2 separate regions of the Homo sapiens genome follow, and region 2 is linked to region 1. Evidence: chromatin loops called from intact Hi-C (ENCODE). Cell type or tissue: breast epithelium. All regions are shown on one strand.

What was found. Peaks named below come from ENCODE experiments on the same cell type or tissue, not always from the same donor. Only the 100,000 strongest peaks of a DNase experiment are listed, where the experiment ranks them.
Region 2: it touches region 1 in a loop (17-fold over the local background); 11 of 110 quality-filtered maps call a loop at or near these places.

Annotation. Positions count from the first base shown.
Region 1 is chr16:66,687,536-66,690,035 of GRCh38, forward strand. The region is part of intron 1 of CMTM4 (CKLF like MARVEL transmembrane domain containing 4); the gene reads right to left. Among named protein-coding and RNA genes, the nearest start is that of CMTM4, 8.0 kb to the right of the region's middle. In breast epithelium, no CTCF peak of the experiment used is centred here; no DNase peak of the experiment used is centred here.
Region 2 is chr16:66,739,067-66,741,566 of GRCh38, forward strand. All of the region lies in intron 4 of DYNC1LI2 (dynein cytoplasmic 1 light intermediate chain 2), which reads right to left. Among named protein-coding and RNA genes, the nearest start is that of DYNC1LI2, 11 kb to the right of the region's middle. In breast epithelium, a CTCF peak has its summit at 1,072 (motif pointing left); no DNase peak of the experiment used is centred here; H3K4me3 peaks cover 165 bases; H3K27ac peaks cover 1,322 bases.

The DNA.
Region 1 (2,500 bases):
AACAGTTATACAGCAGAAAATGTCTCCCTGACACCCTGGCCCTCGGCCACCCAGCTCCCCAACTTGTATCATTCCAGAGATATTCTGTATCACTATCAGTCTGTTGTCTGTTCTGGTTGCTATAACCAAATACCGTAAAAAGGGTAATTTTTTTTTTTTTTTTTTTTTTTGAGACGGAGTCTCGCTCTGTCGCCCAGGCTGGAGTGCAGTGGCGCAATCTTGGCTCACTGCAAGCTCCGCCTCCTGGGTTCACGCTATTCTCCTGCCTCAGCCTCCTGAGTAGCTGGGACTACAGGCGCCTGCCACCACACCCGGCTAATTTTTTATATTTTTCATTGAGACCGGGTTTCACCGTGTTAGCCAGGATGGTCTTGATCTCCTGACCTTGTGATCTGCCCGCCTCGGCCTCCCAGAGTGCTGGGATTACAGGTGTAAGCCACCGCGCCTGGCCAAAATGGGTAATTTATAAATAGAAATTTATTGCTCATAGTTCTGGAGGCTGGAAACTCCAAGATCCAGGTGCCAGCAGATTCAGTATCTGAGTGAGGGCCCATTCTTCACAGACGGCACTTTCTATGTGTCCTCACATGGCAGAATGAGCAAGGACACTCCCTTCAAACTCTTTTAAAAGGGCACTAATCCCATTCATGAGGGCTGAGCCCTCATGACTTAATTACTTCCCAAAAGGCTCCACCTCTTAATACTATCACACTGGGTGTTAGGTTCCAACATCTGAATTTTGGGGGAATGCCAACATTCAGACCATAGCAACCTCCAACAGGCTTTGATGACGTGGTGTCTTGAGACGCTGAGCTAGGGAGCATGGTGGGCTCACCAGCACTGTAATACTACCATTATCCCCAACTTACAATCCCCAAGTGAGAGACCTGCAGGAGATCTGCTTGTGGCCTGAGTGAACAAGTAGCTTGCCAAAAGTCTCATGGCCGATAAGAGATACGAAGTCCATCATACTCTCAGAAACACTCCCCTCAACACACACACACACACACACACACATTCTACCCTAAACAAGGGTGACTTCATGTCATTGTTCTCTCTCCCTGGAACATACCTCCATAAACCATCACTAGCCCTTTGCCTGGCTAATATAAAGTTTAGAATCAGCATTCTTCTATCTACAAAAAAACCTTGCTAGGATTTTGGGATCGTATTAAACCTATAGATCATTTGTGGAGAACTAATATTTTAACTATATTGAGTTTTCCAATCCTAATGAACACAGAATGCCTGTCTACTTATTTTGGTCATCTTTGATTTCTTACTTCAGTGTTTTGTAGTTTTCAGTGAGCAGATTCTATACATGTTTTGTGAGATTTATATCTAAGAATTTCATTCTTTTGAGTGCTGTTATAACTGATATTGGTTTTTTTGTTTTAATTTCCAATGATTTATTGCTAGGATATAAAAATACTATTGGTTATCGTGTGTTGACCTTATATCCTGTAACCTTGCTAACTCACTTATTAGTTCTAGGAGGTTTTTTATAGATTCCCATGTGATTATCTACCTAATCATGCCATATGCGAATAGGGACAGTTTTATTTATTTCTGATCTGTACGTCTCCTATTAATTTTTTTGCAACGGCTAGGACTTCCAGTATGATCTTGAATATGAGTGGTAACAGTAAACATCATTGCCTGTTTCCCATCATGGGGGAAAGCATTCATTCTTTCCCCACTGTAACATTATATATTACAGTATAATGTTAGCTGTAGATTTTTTGTAGATGCCCTTTTTCAGGTTGAAGAAGTTCCTTTCTCTTCCAAGTTTGCTGACAGCATTTATTATGGAAAAGTACTGAATTTTGTCAAAAGTTTTTTTTTTCTGCATCAAATGATAGAATCATGTGGCTTTGGGTTTTGTTTTGTTTTTGAGAAACGGTCTCACTCTGTTGCCCAGGCTGGAGTGTAGTGGCACGATCGCGGCTCACCGCAGCCTTGACCTCCTGGGCTCAAGCAATTCTCCCACCTTAGCCTACAGCTGGGACTACAGGCATGCACAACCATGTCATGCTAATTTTTGTATTTTTTGTAGAGAAGGGGATTCACCATGTTGCCCAGGCTGGTCTTGAACTCCTGGGCTCAAGCAATCCACCTGCCTCGGCCTCCCAAAGTGCTGGGACTACAGACATAAGCCACTGTGCCTGGCCTGTTATTTTAAGTTATTAATATGGTGTACACCTATAACATTTACTTTCAAAAACTGCACCAACCTTTTTGTTCCTGGGATAAATCAAATTGGTTTGGTGTATTATTCTTTCTCCATTATGCTGGGTTTTATTTTCTATATGGTATTTTGTTGAGGATTTCTGTGTCTGTGTTCATATAAGGAATATTGGTCTGTAGTATCATTTTCTTGAACTGTCTTTGTGTGGTTTTGTAAAACACATGTACGCTCTACATTTAACAACTTCTTTTGAGATCGTGGATTATAATTTCACTATTTTTAATCATCAAAAAAACTTAAGAGTAATTATAA
Region 2 (2,500 bases), 52 kb after region 1:
TTTAAAAGCACTTTTAACAAATCTTCAAATCAATAAAATATACAATGGCTTAACTGGGCAAGATCTAATGCCCGAAGATCTCGTGAGGCACTCAACTAGGGCTTCCCAGACAGTGAGAAGCACAGAGCCTGGAAGGGCTCACAGGTAAGCTAAGCTACGGTTGGAAGGTGGAGGCAGGAAGTTCAGACAGCTGGCTCCACGAACCTCCACCCCATTACCTCGTGCACTGTAAACTTTTCTGCTGTTTTTTACCTGTGCCATGAGGAGAAAATAGTTCAGAAGCCCTAGATTATTCACGCTCTAAAGGAATGACTTAATTGTGGCTGCCCAACAATAGGAAATTCACATTTTTAAATAACTTAGCATTTTATTTTATTTATTTAATTGTTTTTGAGATAGAGTCTTGGCTCTGTTGCCCAGGCTGCGGGGCAGTGGCACAATCATGGCTCACTGCAGCCTCGACCTGCTGGGCTCAATCAATTTGTCTGCCTCCGAGTAGCCAGGACTACAGGCATGTACCACCATGACTGGCTAAATTTTTTTAGAGACAGGGTTTCGCCATGTTGCCCAGGCTGGTGTCAAACTTTTGGTCTCAACCAATTGGCCCACTTCAGCTTCCCAAAGTGCTGGGGTTACAAGCATTGAGCCACTGCGCCTGGCCAACTTAGCATTTTAGAAAGCAATTTGGAAAGCAGAGCAAATATACATAACATGAGTGAAAAGGCAGTATTAAAAAGAGGAAGGACCATGTAAGTTGGATAGTAAAACGTGCATTTTTTCTTGGGTATACACATACTGCAGTGTTAACAATTTCTCTCCAGATGGTGAGTATTTCACAGCAGGGGACATCAGCCCACTTGGGGCTTCCCTTTGGAATCAGATGGGAGTGGGTACAAGAAGATCACAGAGCATCTTCACTGCTGCTGCTGCTTCTCTCTCAACTTTTCCCTCCTACCTCATTTATTGGTTTCACAGTCCTGAGAAGACCCCATAGTCCTACATAAGCATAAGAAAAGCCCCATATATAAAACAAGAAAGAGAAGACTAAAGTACAAAAAAGCGCCACCTTCTGGTGGCTATAGGGGATGCTTTCCCTTTCACTCAGATGATCCCTGCAGCCAAACAGCTGCCACAGACACAAAACCACTGGGAACCTAACCCTAAAAGAGACTGGCCGGCCATGGAGCAGCTTTCCAAAATCATAAGAATGGAGACTGGTGTTGGACTGGAAACCAGGTTGAATAACAGCCCTTCACTCCTTCCATATAACATCTAGAGTCCAATTAATCTGGAAAGCAAGAGTCCTCTGGGCAAGAGGATAGCCAACTGCTTTATTAAAATGTAGCCTAAACCCAGTACTAACAAAGGCTCCTCCAACATACAACACAAAGACGTGGCTACCATTCCAAACATCTGAGAAGGGGTGGTGACAGCAGAGAGGCCAATGGAAAACCAACCAGAGTCGTGGGACATGGTTCCAGCAATTGCTAGCTGCCCTACGGTGTCCTCTCTCCTCTTCCTCCTTATAACCAAACTGAACTTTGATATTTAGAACACATGGCAACCCAAAGTAAAGATTACATTTCCCAGCCTCCTTAAGAGACAGCAGCCCCTGCAGCCCTGCATTTCTCTTCCTCCATCCTGCTGACTGGAACACGGATGTGAAGGCTAGAGCTCTCAGTCAGGAGGAAGAGAACCACACCCTAGAAATGACAAAGCAGTAAGCACAAAGGAGCAAGGTCCTCCAGCTGTCTTCCCAGGGCTCTAATTTCCAGTCCTCAACTACCTACACCTCCAGATTTCATTTACAGGAGAGAAATAACCCTCAGTCTTGTTTAAGCCATTATGTTATCTCAGGTTTTATGTCACATGCAGCTGAATCTAATCCTAAATAACAGCCATCAATGACTAAATCACAAAATAAATTCAGTGTTTCATGGAAATTTAAGCCCCCCAGAAGCAGGCCTTTTATTTACTGTGTCTCCAGCACCTAGAACCTGGTACCTGGTACAGTATAGGGCAGACACTTTCCCTATCTGGGAAAAAACAATATTGGCTCAATCTCTCTCTTTTCTGTCTTAACAGATCTCTACAAGGTTATCACTCTAAGAAAACAGCTTCAGAGAACTGAAGTCACCAGTACATTAGCCCACTCATCTGGGTACAAAGCTGTCTGTGCAGTGGATGAAAGCAGGTCTTCAGACTCAGAACTATTCAGAGAAGTTGTCCTTAAGGGCTCTATTTCAGGAAAAAAGAGGCATTATCTAGAAAGGTCAGTGGTTGAAGACACATGAGCTGAGCTGCATAACAATCACAGTAGCACACATGCGGGTGACCAGGGAAATATACACATGCACAACAAACCGAAGAATACAATGTTAAACTCATTGTTTTAGACAACGTGGGACAGAAGCAAGATGAAGTACTGGACAGAAAACACACTGCGAGAAACTTGATTTAAAAAGCGCATCAAAATTTCTGAACCATTCTGCCAGTAAGT